Linked DNA regions of Mus musculus: region 2 is linked to region 1. Evidence: chromatin contacts called from ENCODE POLR2A ChIA-PET data. All regions are on one chromosome and are shown on one strand. The core of a region is the stretch at or near the end of the contact, and the rest is flanking DNA. Distances in the headings are between cores, read along the strand shown. Region 1 holds the start of Med11 (mediator complex subunit 11). Region 2 holds the start of Spag7 (sperm associated antigen 7).

The links. ChIA-PET counts read pairs that join two places held with the same protein, here RNA polymerase II (POLR2A).
Region 2: POLR2A ChIA-PET joins it to region 1 with 13 read pairs in embryonic stem cell. The contact joins the promoter of Spag7 here to the promoter of Med11 in region 1. POLR2A ChIA-PET finds 5 or more read pairs at or near these places in 3 of 5 experiments (Patski and embryonic stem cell).

Annotation. Positions count from the first base shown.
Region 1 is chr11:70,449,815-70,453,625 of GRCm38, reverse strand. It overlaps Med11 (mediator complex subunit 11), which reads right to left and starts at 1,708. Exons shown (of 3, transcript NM_025397.3): 1 at 1,563-1,708; 2 at 1,288-1,418; 3 at 1-524. The coding sequence starts at 1,647. The coding sequence ends at 387.
Region 2 is chr11:70,667,403-70,670,797 of GRCm38, reverse strand. Spag7 (sperm associated antigen 7) reads left to right here and starts at 1,382. Exons shown (of 7, transcript NM_172561.3): 1 at 1,382-1,601. The coding sequence starts at 1,517. It overlaps Camta2 (calmodulin binding transcription activator 2), which reads left to right. Exons shown (of 23, transcript NM_001190376.1): 21 at 62-249; 22 at 378-452; 23 at 536-1,335. The coding sequence ends at 599.

The DNA.
Region 1 (3,811 bases), core at 459-2,958:
TACTTAGCCCAGGTTGGTCTCAAACTACAGCAATCTTCCCACCTCTACTTCCCAAGTACCGGGCCTACAGGTGTGAGCCACTGTGTGTGCTTATAAGAACACATTTATTTTTATTGGGCCAAGTCTTCTGAAACTCCAGGGCAGGGTGCACATGAGGAAGTGGGTTGGGAGTTGACCTCTGACCTCTGTCTGATCTTGCATAGTGGAAAACAGGGCCGTCTTGCTGGAAGAGTCAGAAGAGATGTGTGTACACTGGGGCTTTGGATTCTTCAGTTCTCCTTTCTGCCTTGTGGTCCTCGTCTGCCCTGACCAGTAGGGCACGTGTATGATGCACTGCTCCCCATCCTACGGTCTCTGGTGCAGGGCACACTCTGGATCATCCGAACTCAGTTCTCCAGCATCTGCTCACAGGTTCTCGCCACATCACTAATCTTGAGGCGGGCGTAGTCTACTCGCTTTAGAGCCATTTGACAGTCCTTCCTGGAAGAGTAGCTGGAGCCCTCATGCGGCTGCCCTGTGGCCACCTACAAGTCAGATCAATCAATGGGGTACTGCCTCTCTTTACCACCCACAACCGGGCAGTATTATTTCTCTGGTCTCACATCTTTCCCAAGTTTGATCTACATTAGTTGACTGGTAACTCAGTGTTCTAAGGCAACAACAACAACAACAAAAAAAAAAAAAAAAGAAAAAGCTTAACCACTGTGTGAACCTCATCTATGAAATAGGGACCACAGCGAATACTTCCTAGAGTTTTAGGATATGCCCAGCACACCACAGATGTCAGTAAACAGTAGCAGCTGGAGTAAAGACTCTGGAAGCCTCTTAGCGATGTCTGTCTTCTTAGTCCCCAAGCAAATATGGCCTCACAAGTTTCTGGGAACAACGTTCGGTAGCTTCAGTATTTATTTATTTATTTATTTTTATTTATTTATTTCAGTACCTGGGCCTCTTTATGGTAGGTAAGTGCTCTAACACAGAGCTCCAACTCTCTTTCTGACCTACTGGGTCTGAATTGCCCAGACAAGTTTTGAACTTGTGATCTTCCAGCCTCAGGCACTTAAGTAGCTCAGAATACCGGCCTGTGCCAGCTGGTATGCCTAGGGTATTGTTTATACACCCTAGACATTTTTAATCCTTTCCTTTTAGAGGACTAAACCAGCCCTGAAATGAAAGTACCTATCGCGTAAGAGGCAGTCTTACCTAGCTAAAGCTCAGGGAATCCCCAAGGCTAGGGCGTTGGTTCAGAGCTGGGGTCCCCGCCCAGCACCTTCTAGACACACCCACCTGAGTGAGGTAGCGGATTTGAGCGGATAGCTCTGCCTCCACGTGCTGCACAGAAGTGGTGAAGGCTGCCGCCTGCCGGTCGAGGAGCCGCTCGTTAGTCTTTTCCTTGGACAGTTCCAGGATCGCCGTTCCTGCCAGGGCGGGGAGAGGGCGATGTCAGACCCAGGCTTCAGACTCAGCCCCGCCCTAAGGCTAGCATTCAGGTCCCGCCCCAACTGCACGCAGAGTCCCGGGCTGGTCTTCACCCCTTGCCGTCTGCCCCTCGCTTCCCGAACCTGCGTTCTGGAGGATGGCGCCGATTTCACGCTCGATATCCTCCAGGGCGCGCAGCCGCTCGTTCGCCAGACTGTAGGTAGCCATCGTTCCAGTGGAAAGCCCCACAGGCCGTCTTTTGCGAGGTGTGGCGCCACAGCCCGGAAATGCCTGTTAATGTGCGCCTGCGCAGAGGCCACTGCAGCGAACACTACAATTCCCAGGATGCTCAGCGCGGCCTCGCCCTTCCGAGTCTACCTGGTCTAGTCTGACTGCCAGGGCGCTAATGCCAGGCCAGACAGGGGTGGAAAGAGGCGGTTATTGACTTGTTTTCTGACAGGATCTCAGTTTAGACCAAGTTGGCCTGGAACTCATAGAGATCCTCTGGTGTAATAGGTCTGTCAAAAATGAAGATAGTTTAAAGAGATACTTGTATCTCTTCAGTCTTGACTATCAGAACTTGTCTTCCAGAAAGAGATTTTACACAGTTCTAACAACTTGTCAGACCACTTTACAGGATGAGACTGAAGCCCAGATAATGAATAGTCAGTGATGGGTGTGACCACACACCTTGACTGAGGGTGGGGGTGCGGGTGGGGGTGGGGTACTTAGATGTGCACAACCTTGCTCTATTTAAACTTTGATGTTGCGTTAGCACCCTGAAGACTGACTTGAGGGGGCTTGCCGGATCTCTTTGTCACTCTTCCCAATGTGGCCACATTGGATACGTCTCCTTTTTTAACTTTCCATTTTTAATTGGCTTATTAAAGAAGGGTGGCCAGACATGACTTGGGCACTAGTCTTCCCCTCACCCCCTTCCCCACAAATTGAGTATCACTGCCTCTGCCTCCCTAAATACTGGGATTAAAGATATGAGCCACCACTGAAACAGCCCTGTGGCCCAAAGCCACTCAGACCTCTCTGATTTAGTTAACTGTCTGACTTACTGAATTTATAAGAATTTATTATTAAGCATTGGCCCTGGGCCAGGTGATGACAGTGGGAGTTCAAGTGGGTTCCTCCATACTGGGTAGTCATGGGCTCTTTGGTGGCCAACCTCTCCCAAGGAAAGCATGACATTCTCCGTGCCTAAGGCTTCTTCCTGATCCTGAGCCCAGCTCATTCTCATGTCCTGGTTCCTTCCCTCGACCTTTCTGTCTTTGATTATCAATTAGGTGTGCTAGGCTCTATGGATATAGAGATAAATGAAATGTTCTCTCACTCAATGGTGTTTGTTAGCTTATTTTATTTTATTTGGTTTTTTTGAGACAAGGTTTCTCTTTGTAGCCCTGGTTGTCTTGGAACTTGCTCTGTAGGTCAGGCTGTCCTCGAACTCACCAAGATCCGCCTGCCTCTGTCTCCTGAGTACTGGGATTAAAGGTGTGCATCACCACTGCCCACCAAGATTTATTTATTTAATTTGGTGAGTAAGGGTATTTTGTATCTGTATGTGTGTCTGTGAGTGATGTGCATGCATTGCTCATGGAGGTTAGAGAGGACATTGGATTGTTTAGAACTGGAGCTGTAGGCAGTTTTGAGGTACTGTGTGGTTGCTGGGAATTGAACAGGTTCCTCTGAAAGGGCAGCCATTGCTCTTAACCACTGAGCCATCTCTCCAGCCCTGGAAGTGGTTCTTGAACTGAATTCTAAAGGGCTGTTGTGATGGATGAAAGGTTGTTGTGGAAAAGGGAGCTAGTATTCTCTAAGAGATGGGGCTGTGAAGGAGCCTGGTATGGTTGAGGTCCAGTGAGGAGTTCTGTGTATGTGGAGTGAATGGAATGTGATTGGTGCTCAGGGCTGACATGAAGCTGGAACAGGAAGTTCAGGGAAGCTCAGAAGCTAAGTAATTGAAATTCATTCTAGGATGCTAGAAGAAGGGCTTGAGATGTTAAGAGCACTGGCTGCTCTTGCAGAAGACCTGAATTCAGCCCCCAGCATTACGTCAGCTGGCTCACAACTACTTATATCTCCAGCTCCAAGAAATCAGATATCAAGCTTATCTGGCACCAAGGGGAGGGGAAGCCTTTGGTCCTGTGAAGGCTCGATGCCCCAGTGTAGAGAATGCTAGGGCAGTGAGGCAGGAGTGGGTGGGCGGGTGGGGGAGCTCCCTCATAGAAGTAGGGTAAGGGGGAATGGGGTAGGGGGAAGGGGATAACATTTGAAATGTAAACAAATAAAATATCCAATTAAAATAAATAAGTAAATAAATAAGAAATCAGATGTCCTCTTTTGTCTTACACGCAGATGCCTGCACACATGTGACACAGACACA
Region 2 (3,395 bases), core at 133-2,632, 220 kb before region 1:
TCAGAGGTTTGGATTTCTGTCTCTCCATTTCAGCTCCTGTCCCCCCTCTCCTTCCCTGCAGTTTGCACTCTATAAGAAAATGACTCAGGCGGCCATCCTGATTCAGAGCAAGTTCCGAAGCTACTATGAACAGAAGCGGTTTCAGCAGAGCCGCCGAGCAGCGGTGCTTATCCAGCAGCACTACCGCTCCTACCGCCGCAGGCCGGGGCCTCCTCACCGGCCCTCAGGCCCCCTTCCTGCTCGAAACAAGTAGGGACCACCCCTTCCTGCCCCTATACAGCCCTCAGTTTACCTCTTTGTTAATGCCCACTACCTCTATCGGCCCTCCAGCCTTTCCCTACAATGGTCTTAAAGTGGGGACTCTTCTTTCCCACCAGGGGCACCTTTCTCACCAAGAAGCAAGACCAGGCAGCCCGGAAAATAATGAGGTTCCTGCGGCGCTGCCGACACAGGTTCTAACCCCATCCTTACCTCTCTGCCCTGACACCTTTTCTGATCCATCAGTCTCCTCTGACTTGGCTCTGTCTCTCCGCAGAATGAGGGAACTGAAGCAGAACCAGGAGCTGGAGGGGCTGCCCCAGCCAGGACTGGCCACCTGACCTCTCCAACGCCTTTCTTCAAAACCCTGGGAGCCCCTTCTGGCTGTCTAAACAAGGAGAGGGCTTTCGGGACTAGGGGAGCCCCCTGTCGGCAGCTCTTCACCCCTTCACCTTTTTGGGAGCCCTTCGTAGAACCCCCGCCCCCAGGCCTTACACGTTTCCTCCCTTCTGGTTGTGCCTCCTCTTTTGGTCTCCGGCTCCAGAAGACCCACGCCCCACATATCTGCATCTTCAGCTGTGACCTCCGGAGCCCTGCCTGCACCTTCTCCATATCCCCGTTCCTGCCTGCACCTGACTCGGACCTTCCTGACTTGCCTTATTTATTTGTTCGAGAGTCTCTGATGAATGTATCCGCCTCGGTCCCCACCGCTGCCTTCGCTGCGCGCGCCCTCGTGTTTCAGGGGTGACTGCCCCCACCTTGACTCCGCATGTTTGCGTCTGTTTCCTCCTTTCCTGGCCCTGTCTTCCCCATCACCCTGACTCTCTGGTCGCCCACGTAGGGGCCAAAGAGGAGGGGGTGTACATAGGATCGCGAGGCGGAGTCCCGCTCCCGTGGGGAGGGGTGTGTACATAACTGTAACATACAGAGTATAGTGAAGAATCTATTTAAGGCGCTGCGCGGCCGGGCGTCTGATTCCCTGGCGCGGCGGGAGCCCCCGGCTGGCTCCACGAGCACTTTCTACTTGTGCATGGGCTTGGTTTATACGAATTGCCATTAAACGTCTCTGCACCAGCTAGCCTCCGGCCTCTCTCTGCTGGGGGCGGGGTAGGAAGGTCGCCACGCAAGTCGCCGGCCTCATCTCGCTGCCTTAAGCGGGGCGGAGCAGCGCGGTTTTTCGCTTCCGACGTGTTTCCGGCCTTAAAGGCATTTCGTCCTTCCCTTTAAGACGCACCGCCCCCTCTCACTCATTCCCAAGATGGCGGACCTACTGGGCTCCATCCTGAGCTCCATGGAGAAACCACCCAGCCTCGGTGACCAGGAGAGTCGGCGCAAGGCCCGAGGTGAGGATCCCAGATTCACAACCGCGTATCTTCGCCCGATTCTTGGGACCACACTCTTCCCTCTTTGAATAATGCCACCTCCTACCCTAACAGACCCCCCACAGGCCACTTCTGAGACCCTCAGAGTCCCTAAAAGGCCTGTCGGCCCGCCCGCTGTCTTTTGCAAACAATGATTGGCTACCTCAGCCTGCCTTCTACCTCCAGTCTCTTCTTCCTATCCTCGCCTTTTACAGTCCTTGTTTGCGATTGGTCAACGGGCCTGCCTGTCTGCTGTTGGTGAGCTCTGATTAGTAGGATGCCTTTCTTCCGATTGGAGGATGTCGTATCCATCGCCTCGGTCCCGCGAATCTCCAGTTCTATTACGATTGAGTTTAGGGCACGCCCATCCACCCGTCTGTTCCCCTCTATTGGCTAGCTCAGCCAAAAGCTCTACCTTTAAAGTGTTACCTTTTCTGACCGACCTCAGCCTCAGCTCCTCCCATTGGTTGGCTGGATCCTCCTATCTTTATGCCCCTTCTTGAGTTGACCCAGTCCCTCATACCTTCCACCGCCCTTTCCTAACTATAGCCTTAAATTCCTGTGCTGCCCAACTAGATCGTGATGTTGATTGGAGAGATGAGAATGCCCCGCAGGCTCCGATTCGCCATCTCTCCTTCCCAGCCCCCGCGCTGAGTAGCTAACCAGAAAGCTCGCTGGGGTTTGGCAGCCAGGGTAGGGTGCGGCCCGAAGTGGCCTGCCCTGTATTGGCTTGGAGCGCATGTGAAGGACTTTATAGAAAGGATAGCCTTAGGTGCATCCAGCTCCCAACCACGTGAGCCTTGGTCGTGGATAAGTCTCCTACCCGCACCTACTACCCATCTGCTCAAAGGAGGCAAGACAGGATGCTTTCAGAATGTTCAAAGACTGTTAAATATCTGTACTCCCTTATTTACAAAACTTGTGAAGCCAAAGATGCTCATCAAGGAGATTATAGACCATGTCTGGGACGTTTATTAATGATCATACGGAATTTTAATAACCAATTAATATACATGTGTAGGAAAGATTAATTGGGAGTCCCAGGCTTGTCTGAAATGAGCCGAGCAACAAAGAATAGGTAACTCAGTAAAGGGAGTGCAGTCTGTTCGAAAGCTATGGGAAAGCAGAGCTTAATAGGAAACAGGAGTTAGAGTTACTTAATGTTCAGCTGAGTAATAGGTGTGCTCCCATCAGCCGTCAGAATAGGAGGCTTTAGCCACTTGCCTCGGGTCTCAGGTTACTAAGCTGAATTTGGAACCCAGATGTGAGCTCGTAGCCTCAGTGTTCTTATGCTACCTCCCAAGATGCAGAAAACACTGGAAAAGCAATCAGAACACAATGAAAGGCCAAGATAGTGAAGTCAGACAGACGAGAGCTTCTAGTTTGTCAGGTCTTGGACTCTGACGTCTAACTGGACAGGTGAGCAGGGTCAACCCTCCAGCAGCTCATAGCCTGGTAAGGGAGACAGGGGGAAAAACAAAACAAAAAACCCCACGTCTTTAGCAGTGAATGTGCTTAGAGCGTAGAGGAAGTCTTGACTCACGGTGAGGATTCAGTGTTTGCTGTGAGAGGAGGAAGAGCATTCCAGAGAGAAGGAGCACGTGCAGAAGCATGGAGTGACTAGAAAACAGGAAGAATTCAGTGCCACTTTGGGGACTCAGTCCTGTGGAAGAAGCAAGCTTGGATTTTGAAACACCAAAAGAAAGGGGAAGGGACATTTGAAGCTGAGGAACAGGAGGAAGATGTGTGCCCAATCACAAGAGGCAGCAACCCCCT